3 separate regions of the Homo sapiens genome follow, and regions 1 and 3 are each linked to region 2. A link is a contact called in ENCODE Hi-C or POLR2A ChIA-PET data. All regions are on one chromosome and are shown on one strand. The core of a region is the stretch at or near the end of the contact, and the rest is flanking DNA. Distances in the headings are between cores, read along the strand shown.

Region 1 (3,778 bases), core at 593-3,092, 99 kb before region 2:
CATCAAAAAAATGGAGTGATCCTCAATTTGTTCACATCAAAATTAGTGGGAGAGGTTAGAACCCAGAGGTTCTGATTCAGCAGTTTGGAGAAGGGGCCTGAGAACGTGCATTTCTACAGTTCCCAGGTGATGCTCATGCTGTGGTGCCTGGACCCCACTTTGAGAACCACTGTTCTGGGCCAGCGTCCTCCGTCTTGGGCTTTGGAGATGCTCGGAGAGCAGCTGGAGAGCTTTGACAATGACAACCAGGACGGGGGTCCACCGCAGAGGCTCTGCTGTGATTGGTCTGGGGCATGGCGTAGGGGGAAGGGTTCTGGAAGCTCTCCCATCATGCAATGTCCGGGTACAGCCAGGGTTGGGGTTCCTGCTCTGTACCTTGCTGTGTCCCAATGTGTGAAGACGAAATGAGGCAGTGGGTGTCAAACGGCTCTGCCACAAATGCAGGTGTTAGGTCTCCTGGCCAGAACGCTGCCGGCGCAGAACCCAAATCAGATAGTCGAGTGCATGCCTGGGCCCTTACAAACGATTAAGACCAAATCAAGGCCAAAGAAAATGAATAACAGATGTCTGGGAGATGCTGAGGCCTTAAAAGTGTTTATCACGTCTGACTTTGAGAAAATATTGGCTGGGATCAGATAAGAGGCAACTCCCGGGGCCAGCGGTGCCTTGTCCTAAGGTGCCCGCTGAGCTCAGGAGGTGCGGGCTGCAGGGCCCCAAGCAGGCGCAGGCGTCCTCCAGCCCCGGCTTCGACAGCTGACTGCTTTCCTTCTACTTGGAAAATGCTTGCTCCACTTTAGCCCACTTGTGATGGTGTCGCGGAGTAGCAGCTGTGGGAAGGGGCTTCAGGAGTTGTGGTCCTGCTCAGACAGGATGCTTGGCATTTGGGGATGGGTTGGTGAAGTTAGAAACAAAACCAAAACCCACAAACACAACAAAACATCAAAATAACAATCTCCCCCTCAACACCCAGTTAAACTTGAATTTCAGATACGCAATGAAAAATTTTGGGATAAGTATGTCCTATGCAACACTCGAGATGTATTAATACTTATACTAAGAAATTACTGTCCGGTCGTGGTGGCTCACGCCTGTAATCCCAGCACGTTGGGAGGCCGAGGCAGGTGGATCACTTAAGGTCAGGAGTTCGAGACCAGCCTGGCAAACACAGTGAAACCCCCGTCTTTACTAAAAATATAAAAAATTAGCTGGGCGTGGTGGCGGGCGCCTGTAATCCCAGTTACTCAGGGGCTAAGGCAGGAGAATCGCTTGAACCCGGAAGGCGGAGGTTGCAGCAAGCTGAGATCACACCACTGCACTCCAGCCTGGGCAACTAGAGCGAAACTCCGTTTCAAAAAAAAAATTACTCGTGGGTTCTCTGCATTCCAATTTTAGCGGGCATCTTGCGTGTTCTCTGTACCCCTATCTGGGGAGGGCTTTATTTTCTTCAATGGCGTCCCCGCGTCAGAGCCTGTGTCTTGCACTCTCCCCCTGAGTGGGTAGCAGAGGTGTTATCACAAGAAGGAAGGTTCTGGGGAGTCGAATGACAGGCTTATGCCGCTAGCAGGGCGGGCGTGCCAGGGACTAGGCCGCTTCGCAGGTTCGCTTTTCTCCTTTCCATTGCGCTGAACTCAAGGAGGAGAAGGGAAAGTGGAAGCTGCTCCACACACAGCTGAGTGTGCATGGCTGCTATGTGACAGCCTGAGGTCTGTTCGGTGACCCCCGGCCCCTCAAAGGGCCCGCAAAGACTCAGAATTAGCTCCACTTACCACGGTGCCCGCGGATGGGGGTGCGGATCAACACCCCAGCGGAAGGCCGCTCCTGGGCCCCCAGGGCCTCGCTGGCGGCCACTTGGGGGCAGCAGGCGGCAGCAGACGCCCACCCTGCCGGGGAGGTGGGGCCCGCAGGCCCCAGGACCGCTCTAGGAGCCCGGAAGGCCTGCGCAGGTGGGGGGCACCGTGTTCCGGAAGCCTGGCCCCGAGCGCTGTGCGGGGCGCCCGGGGACGCTCAGCGAGTGTCTGTCCCAGCCCTGAGCTCAGTGAAAGATTGCAGAGTCCTGGGCCCACGAGGGGGTCTCCGCTGTGTCCAGACGCCCTTCAGAGCAAAGGAGCCACAGGCGGGCGCTCTCCCAGTGTCTCTCGGGAAGCGTGACCTCGACTTCATGCCCGGGAGAAGCGGCCAAGGCCGGGCCGCGCCTGTCCAGGGAAGCCTGAACGGCCGCCCTGGGGTGTGAAGGGTGCGGGTGGGGGTGAAGTTCCTGAAGGTGAGGAGGGACTCACGCTCGGTCAGATCTGACGGGGGTTAGGAAGGCAAAGAGTTATTTTTAAAGCTCAAGAAAAAGAGAAATGAACTTCATTTCCTTTTTGTTTGGCTCCAATTCCGTGCCTGACTATTCTTTTATGCTCAGGGTTGCTCAGCAGACACTGAGGCTGTGTTTTGTTCCAAGGGACTGAGATCAAATATTAGTTTAGCGAGGGTGAGAAACATGCTCTGAGTAACGTTCATTCCTGCTGCAGTAAATCTATGAGTGCCCGATGTGGGAAAATCAGACCCCGAGCCCAGCTGCCCAGACGAGCCTCTAGCGTTTTGCCTGTTTATGGACCTGCTGATACATTTAATGTCGGGAAGCCCGGGGAGGGCAAGGCTAACACCCATGCAGCCTTTCTAACCTCTTGTGGAACTAGGAAAACAGTGTGAGCTTCCAGGAGTGTGTATTTGGGAGGGGACACATATGCCTCCACACATAACAAAATCCGTGTGCATGCTTGTGTGTACCGTTTACATGTAGTGTGTGTGTGCACCTGCATGTGTGGGTTGGTGTGCATTTCTAGACGGCAAGAAATTCCAGTAGAACTTTTGACTTTCGTACTATTCTACAGACATTCTTTTCCATCCGTCCCCTGTAATGATGACTTCAATGGGTCAGATACTCTTGAGCCTTTTCATGAACGATCTTTGCTCCAAGTCTTCCCTCAGCTTCTCACTGCCTGCATCCTTCCGCGATTAGACTGGGATCTCAGTCTATTCCCAGAGGTCTGAGACTCTCGGCAGCCCAGCAGTCGTCAGAGAGACCATGGCGGGAGGGCATCTTAGCCTTCACTCCTTCTACTGCAGGTTTGAAACTCAGGCTCCCTTAAAGGTAAACCAGGATATCACACAGATAATAATAGTATGATAATAAACTCACATTTGTATGGTGAGTTAGGATTTACAGTTTCCCTACATTTTTTTCATTTAATCCCAGAGCCAGAGCCACCAGAACGTATGTGGTCCTCACATGTTCCTCCACAAAGAGACTGATGGAGAGACAATGAGGTTAGGTAGACAGCAAGAACAATTTTGGCCGCCTCATTTTCTCAACTAATTTGAGATTTCTCTTCCAGGCTGCTGGTGCCAAGAGATGGGTGGATCGACAGGTCTTGTTAGCAAGGACAAAGGAAATTGTTTTGTTATTGGCTTAGCTGTTATTTAAAATAAAAACATAAACATAATTAAAAATAAGCACTTTGGCCAGGGGCAGTGGCTCACGCCTGTATTCCCAGCACTTTGGAAGGCCGAGACCGAGGCAGGCAGGTCACTTGACCTCAGGAGTTTGGGACCAACCTGGCCAACATGGTGAAACCTCGTCTCTACTAAAAATACAAAAATTAGCCTGGTGTGGTGGCGCGTGCCTGTAATCCCAGCTACTGGGGAGGCTGAAGCAGGAGAATCGCTCGAGCCTGGGAAGCAGAGGTTGCAGTGAGCCAAGATCATGCCACTGTACTCCAGTCTCAGGGAAAGA
Region 2 (4,373 bases), core at 579-3,078:
AAAGATGAAATGCGTTTGGTAATGCTTCCCTTTCCCCATCTGCCTCCCTGGTTCCCACATTTCTTTGCCTTTCTCAAGTGAAGGTTAGGATGCAGGAATATCCCAGAGACCACCGAGGGGGCTGCACCCGCTCTTCTTCCCTCTTAGTGGATGTTCTGGCTTCCGGAACTCAGCACCCTGGGCCCTGCTCTCTGAGTTTCACATTCTTGGCCCCACGGTGCGAAGGTACTTCTGGGTTGGCCATTTTAACTTTGGTTAATCCTCAGCCTGCCTGTGTCTCCCCACCACCAGCCCCCAGAAAGCCTCATTTCAACATAGCCTGTGAGATAGGCTTCCTATCAAATTTGATGAATACATTTGCTGCTCTCATGCTTCAGGTATTACGGGCCTCCTCTCTCCCCTTTGGGCTTCCTAATCTCTTCCACTTTTGCCCAGTTCATGGAGTCCACTTAACAACACAGCAGCTGACTATGGGACAATGTTAGAATCCTCCAGCATATGCACATTCCCCTGGAAATTGGGAAAGGGGGTGATATGAAGGGGAGATTCCTCATTTCCTCTGGCCAAGCGTCATTCCTGCCTTGGTGACGCAGACACTTCCTCCAGCTGGGTTCCTGATCTCCTCTGCATTCTCCTTTTGGGTGGCTCCCTTCCTACTCTAGGCCTGCAGCCTTGAGGGAACTTTATCCCTCCCTGGTCCATCCCATTCAACCTAGTCTAGTCCAGCCATTCCAAACCACATGCTGGCCAGCACTGGGAGCTGCCCCTGCGCTTGCTCTCTGTCCTCAGGAGCTCCATTAACTGATGTAGTAATTTGTTATTATACATTTCACATGTTTTAATTTCAGGAACCCGGAAAGCTAAAGCTAAGCACAAAAAATGAAAATAAAACCACCTTTAATCATAGAGATTGCACCTTGATAGTTTTAAACAAGGGTAGGTATGTATGTAGTACAGATACCCACACATTTGGATTCGGATGTTCTGATTGGATGTTAATTACATGTTGCCTGCATAATTTCCTCTTGCTTTTTTCTTGAGAGTTCCGTCTGCATTACGAGTCTGGACACATTCTCAACCCTTTTGAGTCTGCAATTAAGTGGTTGGCAGCTGTAAGTAATATTAGCCACTACTTTTAATGGAAAAAAACCGCAGTCACTTTTGCACCAACCTAGTATGACTTGATCTCTGTGGCCCTCATGAAACTGAGTCCACATTAGGTACCTAATAAGAAGGTCTGGGTTGTTTACTTTTTTTTGGTCCTGGGGATGTAACCCCACACAAGAGGCTCCCCTTCTCTCCCAGCCTGGCTTGTGAGAGTCATCCCGAGCTCTGAAGATAAAGGGTTAACCAGAGCACCCGCGTCAAAGGGCTTTCAAAACGCAGCCATGGCAGGGGCCTCCAAGCCTCTTGCAGTCACTGGAAGCCTTATCTGTGAGAGCAATCATGAGGGAGAGTCCGTTTTATGTGCTACAAAGGCGCTGCTTTCTTCTCTTCGTCTGACTGGAGCTCTTGAGATGGAGGGAAACTGTTGGCCACAGTTCTGAAAACTGCAGATAAAGGCTTTGATTTGTTAATTAAATTTTTACTATCTGCATTTGATATCTCAGCCAAATTGTATCCGCTGCAGGAACAACAAGAAAGTCTCTCACTTCAAAGGGGCGCCCACTTGGTGACCTGTAATTACGGAATTTACTGCGGGGTGAAGCGCTGTCTGGGGCACACCTGCCGCCCTAGCGCCCCCACGCTGCCCCTCAATAACAGCCCCTTGTCCAGGCAGATTTCGAGCAGCCCCGGCTCCCCGCACTCGCGCAAGGGCGGGGTCTGGAGGAGCCGCGCAGGGCAGCCGCGCAGGGCAGTCCCGCAGGCTGGGCCGCCCACACCTGTCCCCGGGGCGCGCTGTCCTCTGCCCGGCAGCTGCTGCCGCCCCGCCCGCTCCGCCGCGGCCCCCACACGCTCTGCAACGCGTCCTTGGCAACCTGAAAGAATCGGCCTTCTTGTCCTCTCTCCTCATAGATGTCTCGGTGAAAAATGGCTTCTTTAATGAAAAAGTTAAAAGGCCGGAGCCACGCTGGGTGAGGTCACCTGCTGGCTCCAGGCAGCGTGAGCTGGGCCAGACTCTCCCGCTGCGGCGCAGGGGCCACCCCACCCTCTGCCCTTTCACTCCCCCTGGGGCAGGGCATTATTAAAGGATGTTTAGAGGTCCCCTATGTAGGGCTGCTGCCCTGGGAGGGGCGCATTCCAGAGTCAGCGCTGACCATTTTTTTGCATGAATGGAATCAAAATCTGCTAGCTGTCTGAAGGACTCCATTCCTCTGGTTTGATATAAGCGGAGTGGGGTTTGAGAAGCCTGAACAATTCTGCAGGACTTTCTGGTAGATTGGTTCCAACGCAGGCTTTGCTTTGACCAGTTTTTCTTATTGTCTTTCATCTTTAATTTTAAAATTCAATTTTAGTACTATTGTTTTAAATTAAAAAAAAAACTGTCAAGCCATTTAGGAAAGGTGTAAAGTATATTCCAACTGGCGAAAAAGTACAAAATTTAATTTAAAAAAGCATTTTGGATCCACACAATTTTCATATGAGATGGGGATGTATTTTCTCAGATGAAAGGTCTGGTTGTTTCAGCTCTGGGGGTCCCCCTGATGACTGGTGTGTTGGTCTGCATACAGTGGGGATTCATCCCCGGAAGAGGAAGTGGGGGGAAAGAAACACTTGCTAGTGAGCTTATGCCGCATCCCAGGGTACGGTCTCACATGAGACACGGAATGTTGAGCTGTTGATCTGGTTTTGAAAACATAGGCTTGCTGATTATCTGACAAAATCCACCCTCTTGTATCTGTTGCAAAGTTGACCACTTACCATTAATCCACCTGCCTCCCAGGGCTCTCCTCAAGAAATCTGATTTCATTTGCTGTTGGTTGGTTTCTTCTGAAAAGTAGCTTCTGAATATCACTGTAAGGCTTTTAACCAGTTAGGATCTTAATGGTGTGAGAGTGTTCTATTGCTGACCTTGTCACTCGAAGTAAAAACCTTTTTAAAAACTCACAAACTCCTTGGTAGGCTCTTGCCTGATGCCTGAAATAGAAGACACAGCAATAGGTCAGGAAGCCATACAATTCACGGTGAGCAGGAGAAACCCATGGCAGATGGCAGCAGTGATTTCTGTGTGTGTGTGTGTGTGTGTGTGTGTGTGTGTTATAAAGAGTACAGATGAATGGCCAAAGAGATGCATAGGGCAAGGATTGGGGAAGGGTCTCAGAGCCTCCATGCCCTGTGGGTATGCCACCCCCACAGCGCCTGAAGACGTTCACCAACCTAAAAGCTCATCAAATCTCCATTGCTCAAGAGGTTGATAGAAATTAATCTTCAGCCCTGCTCCCCTTCTCGGAGGTTGGTGGATGGGGCTGGAAGTCCCATCTCTCTGATCACAGGGTCTTTCTGGCCACCAGCTTTATCCTGGGGCTATCTAGCGGCCCCACCCTAAGTCACCTCCTCAGCATAAACACCCATGTGAGAGAAAGGGGCTCTTGAATAACAGAAGACACCCCTACCACACAGGAAATTCCAAGAGGCTTAGAAGCTCTGTGCCAGCCACTGGAGAGAAAGACCAAATATATTTCTTCTACCATATGATGGCACTTAAAGACTATTGGTTCTTCCAAAACACCTTCCTCTAATTGTTAGAGTGAAATCAAGATTGCCTGCAAAACAAAATATGGTAAAAGATGTATCTTTTATTGAAACCAGGCCGGTTCCCTTGTCCTCCTCACAGGGCGTGCAATGGTGATGTGGCTCGCTTCTTCAGTGTCTGGCTACTCATAGCTCTAGGAGCGCATACAGACAGGCAGACTGTGGGACTCCGACCCCACCACAATGTCTAGGGGTGGATATTTACAGCTGGAGCCCCAGTGGGCTTGTGTTACAGGTGCTCTTTTAGATTGCTGTCTATAGGTGGCTTGCGTTAACCAGCTCAATTAGACTTCCTTAAAACAAGGACACAGGGATATCTGTATCTCCCAGTTTCTTGCCTTGGTGTACCGGAAGAATGGGATCATATGTGACTTTAGGAATAAATGCAAGGTTTTATTGAGTAGAAGTGGCTCTCAGCAGATGGGAGAGCCAGAAAGTACATGGTTTTACCCTGGAGTCAGGCTGCTCTGCGGCCCGGCTCTTCTAGCTTTTCTCTGACTGCTCAGTCCAAACTACGCGTCCTTCCGCCAGTCAATGGCCTGCCAGCCTCCCAGTGGCTCTTCTCCCTGTGGGCTCTCCATGACCAGGCGACTGACCAGCCGCTTGTGTCTACTTCCGCGGATGCGCTCCTCACGATGTCCAGCTACCTCTGTGTCTGCCAGCTAACATCTCAGGTTTTT
Region 3 (4,241 bases), core at 913-3,412, 79 kb before region 2:
GAACTTCAGTTGCTTTGTCTATAAACGCTGTCCATGTCTCATGGGGTTATTGTGACGATTAGATGAGATAATATGTATAAAGTGTCTGGCCAATATCATGCACTCCTTAAATATTAGTTTTCCTTTTCCTTGAATTATTGTATTTGTTTTGAAAACCTTGGGTTCTACCAAATCTCACATTCCTTCCCCAGGACGTTCCTCTCAGTCCTGGTGTGTATATGCAGTGAAAGTGAATCCACATGGTCTTCACTTGTGTCTACTAAAAACATCAAAATGTTATTCCAGAAGATTTGTTTGATGTTCAAAATACTAAAGCGGCAGCACTGAGTGGCATGCTCTGAAGATGCCTGTCTCGCTGGATTTTAAAGTGGCACCAGTCAATGCCTTTAGCATCCCTCCACTTACAGTGGTCCTAGAGATAACATGGGCTTATAAAATAGCAAAGCCTGGCACATGATTGCACTTTTTGCTGTAAAATGCTTTCACAAATATTTTCCCATTTAATCACAAAACAGCTCTGTGTGTGTGTGTGATCAATGCAATTGTTGTCCAGCCTTACAGATGGGTTTAAGTAGAATCTCAGAGGTTTCACGCCACTTGTCTAAAGGCAAAAAGCTGATAATTGGCAATAGTAGGTTTCAGATCATATTTTCAAAGGTAGAGCATCCCACAGCCACCTGGAGCCTAGAAATTAGAGGCTGTTCAACATGATTCATCTCTCCCTTTGCCTTACTTTTTCTTGGTTTCCTATGGGAATTTCCACAGGGGTTTTAGCATTTAGAAAGATCTCGTGGATTCATTGCTCAATGAGCAAAGTCACTGAGGGCCGGGCTCAGTGAAAATTTTGCAGGCTGAATAATTAAAAAAAAATCTGGGAAGGATCACAAAATTGAGGGCCAAATGGGACCTTCAGAGGTGCTCTCATTCCTGGAGGCATTCAGGATTTCATTCCACAATTTTGATTGCAGTCCTGCTGTGTGCCGGGCTCTGTGCAGAATCATGACAGCCAGTGTCAACCATGGTGGATGTAGTCCTAGTTGTCAGGACTTTAGGGCCAGTCTTCAGCCAGCCCTCTAAGTTCACAGGTGAAGGAAGAGACCTGAAGAAGGGAAATTACCTTGCTCCAGGCCACGTGGCTGGTTAGAGGCAGATTCACACTCGTCCAACTCCGGCTAAGCTTCACCCCACTCCCACCAAGGCCACTGAATTTAGAAGAGAAAAGACACCCAACGCAACTCTTTCCTCTATGTAGCAGTGGGAAAAGTACAAACGCCCATCTTCCTGGAGAGCTGTCCCAAAGCTTTGGATTTTTCCTCTGATCGCTATGACATGGTTCATAGTGTCCACTTGATGGGTACTCGTGGAAGGAAAATCAGACGTGTTTCCATGGTCCTCACCTGGTGGCTAGGTCTGGGTCCCACTTGCTCTCAGCAAGTGGCCAATGCCACCCCTATGGTCCTATGGGGGCTGGGGAAGCCTCTCAGTGCGCACTCCCCGGCCACCTCTTCATACTTGGGAAGGTCCAGTGTGCCCTGAGCCCCATTGCTCCTGTCTCTGCTTGGGACCACTGCTTTCCAGGGGAGGAAGGCCAGCTCCAAGGAAAGTTCAGATTATTTTAGGTGGGGCCTCATAAACCCAGGAAACAGGAAAATAACCAAAAGAAAAAAAATCCCCCTGCACAGATGGGGGATTGGTCCTAAAACATCAGGCCCTGTTCTGTCTAAATCAAGACATCTGGTCACTTTTTTTCGGCAGGACAAAGACTCTTTTTTTTCCCAAGCCAGGATTTTATGTCTTTAATCTTTTCCAGAAGAAAAGAGTTCTCATTACGTCTGCATCTTATCACATCACTGTATATCATAAAGATGCCGTTATCGCCTCTTCCTTCTGATTAACTGGCCCTGAGTGATTCTAGCCAGTGTTATTAGCTGTGCTCTAAAAACAATGACACTAGTATCACCCAGCCATCAACAGAGGTCAGCTTCATAGGCACTGTTGAGTAATCCACAAGAATCTCTGCAAGCTTTTCATAATAAACAATGACGAGAACGGTTCTTTGTCCAAACCATGGCTAAGAGAGCCTTTCTGCGCAGATATGCTTTGGCACCTGCAACTGGAGTTTAAAAGCCTCCAGCAAGCTCAAGTCCAACATGTGGCCTCACTCGTTGGCTTGGTTTCCTGAGTCAGAACAGCAGAAGGGACTGGAGATGTAGCACCTGGTGTCTTAGGTGGCCAAGCAGCAAGCAGGTGTTATCCCTTTATAAATTAACCATCCTTTGGAAAGGAGCTTGACAGAGAAGAGAGGTTTTGTCTCCAAATTTTAAATGTGGAAATAGAAACAGACATATGGATATTAGAATAACGTGCAAGGGGCCAGGCACAGTGGCTCATGCCTGTAATCCCAGCGCTTTGGGATGCTGAGGTGGGAGGATTGCTTGAAGCCAGGAGTTCGAGACCAACCTGGGTAATAGCAAGACCCCATTTCTACAAAAAATAAAAATAAAAAAATTAACCAGGCATAGTGGTGTGCCCCTGTAGTCCCAGCTACTCAGGAGGCTGAGGTGGGAGCACATAAGTCCAGGAGCTTGAGGCTTCAGTGAGCTATGAGTGCACTTCTACACTCCAGCCTGGGTGACAGGGCTAGATCCTGTCTCTAAATAACAAAAAAGAATGGCATGCAAGAATGACCATGATAGCAGTGATGACTATGATGAGAACGATGTGCTGACAATGCCAGTCACTCATTTCACAGTAGTGCCCTGATGTGGGAAGTACAGGATGGACGCTTGGGGAGCAGAGCACAGCGTAACTGACCCCATGGTCAGTAGTTTTCAAACATGGCTCCCTGTTAGACTCACCTGGTCTGGCCAGCCTACCCACCCCCAGCACCCCAGGGAGTCTGATTTAATTGTTCTGGGTGAGAATGGGGCCTGGGCATTGGTACTGAAACTCTCCAGGAGACCTTCCTTTGCAGCCAGGGTGGAGAACCTCTCCCTTTGATGAAAATAACCCAATCAGGTGGGATCAGGAAGGAACGCAACAGTCAGTGCCTTTTCAGCTCCTTCAAGAATAGGCAAGGTGAAAAGCGAGAAAGAGGTATATTAGTCAGGGTTCTCTAGAGGGACAGAACTAATAGGATATATATGTATATATATACACACACGCATATATATACACAGACACACATATATATACACACACATATATGTATACACACACACACACACGCATATATATGTGAGTTTAGCAAGTAGTATTAACTCCCATGATCACAAGGTCCACAATAGGCCATCTGCAAGCTGAGGAGCAAAGAAGCCAGTCCGAGTCCCAAAACTGAACTCGGAGTCCGATGTTTGAGGGCAGGAAGCATCCAGCAGGGAGAAAGACGTAGGCTGGAAGGCTAAGCCAGTCTGGCCTTTGCACATTTTTCTGCCAGCTTTATATCCTGGCTGGACAGGCAGCTGATTAGATGGTGCCCACCCAGATTGAGGGTGGATCTGCCTTTTCCAGCCCACTGACTCAAATGTTAATCTCCTTTGGCAACCCTCGAAGACACACCCAGGATCAATACTTTGCCTCCTTCGATCCAATCAAGTTGACACTTGGTATTAACCATCACAGATGGTCTAGGAGAAGGGAACAGGAGTTGGCGTGAGGCCTAGAGGTGAGGGACAGATGCCTACTAGGAGGAGCTGGGGCCATGGTGCAGGGTAGGAGCATTGCAGCTGAGTCGGGACAGGGTGAGAGTGGAGATGGAGGAGCAGGTAGGGGAGGGGTGGGGAGGGCTTTGTAGGACAAGCTGCAGGGTCTGCATGTCCTCCTGAGAGCTAAGGGAAGCCACTTTGGTGGCATTTCGCAGGGTAGATGGCATCAGATACATATATAAGTAAATAAATAACATGATTGTGGCTGCAATAGGGAGAACGGATTGGAGAGCCACAAGGCTGGAGGCCAGAGGCCAGGGAGGAGGCTGCGCTTTAACCCGGGTGAGAGGGGATGGTGGCCTGGGCAGAGGGAATGGCTGCAGAGAGGGATTCACATTATACTAGGAGCCGGAACTGCCATTTCACAAGGAATTGATATGGAAGGTGAGAGGAGGAGTCAGCGTTTCCCAGGTTTTCCTGCCTTTCTCAGGAAACGCAGTGCCCCTGCGACTCCACACTCACCACCCCCTCACACTCCTTGTGGCCCTCCCCCTGCGCTAATCTCCTGCTACTCCGAGTCCACCAAATCCTAGGAGC

The links. A loop is a pair of places that touch in the nucleus more often than their neighbours do. ChIA-PET counts read pairs that join two places held with the same protein, here RNA polymerase II (POLR2A). Pooled maps may share reads with other maps.
Region 1: a loop to region 2 is called in a pooled map, with 2.2 times the contacts of the local background. The contact joins two enhancer-like sites. A Hi-C loop is called at or near these places in 1 of 168 maps with a recorded cell type or tissue (Caco-2) and 2 of 50 pooled maps. POLR2A ChIA-PET finds 5 or more read pairs at or near these places in 1 of 52 experiments (AG04450).
Region 3: a map of endothelial cell of umbilical vein shows a loop between it and region 2 (3-fold over the local background). The contact joins two enhancer-like sites. A Hi-C loop is called at or near these places in 6 of 168 maps with a recorded cell type or tissue (Right ventricle myocardium inferior, ascending aorta, cardiac septum and 3 more). POLR2A ChIA-PET finds 5 or more read pairs at or near these places in 3 of 52 experiments (AG04450, B cell and IMR-90).

What each region holds. Positions count from the first base shown.
Region 1 is chr18:10,030,694-10,034,471 of GRCh38, forward strand. No RefSeq gene overlaps it. Among named protein-coding and RNA genes, the nearest start is that of VAPA, 120 kb to the left of the region's middle. RefSeq lists a silencer at 1,777-1,926. Within about 2 kb of position 1,843, at least 14 of the 41 ENCODE cell types and tissues checked have a DNase peak (open chromatin) inside an H3K27ac peak, as active enhancers do.
Region 2 is chr18:10,130,171-10,134,543 of GRCh38, forward strand. No RefSeq gene overlaps it. Among named protein-coding and RNA genes, the nearest start is that of VAPA, 220 kb to the left of the region's middle. Within about 2 kb of position 1,829, at least 3 of the 41 ENCODE cell types and tissues checked have a DNase peak (open chromatin) inside an H3K27ac peak, as active enhancers do.
Region 3 is chr18:10,050,374-10,054,614 of GRCh38, forward strand. No RefSeq gene overlaps it. Among named protein-coding and RNA genes, the nearest start is that of VAPA, 140 kb to the left of the region's middle. RefSeq lists a silencer at 1,879-2,173. Within about 2 kb of position 2,163, at least 8 of the 41 ENCODE cell types and tissues checked have a DNase peak (open chromatin) inside an H3K27ac peak, as active enhancers do.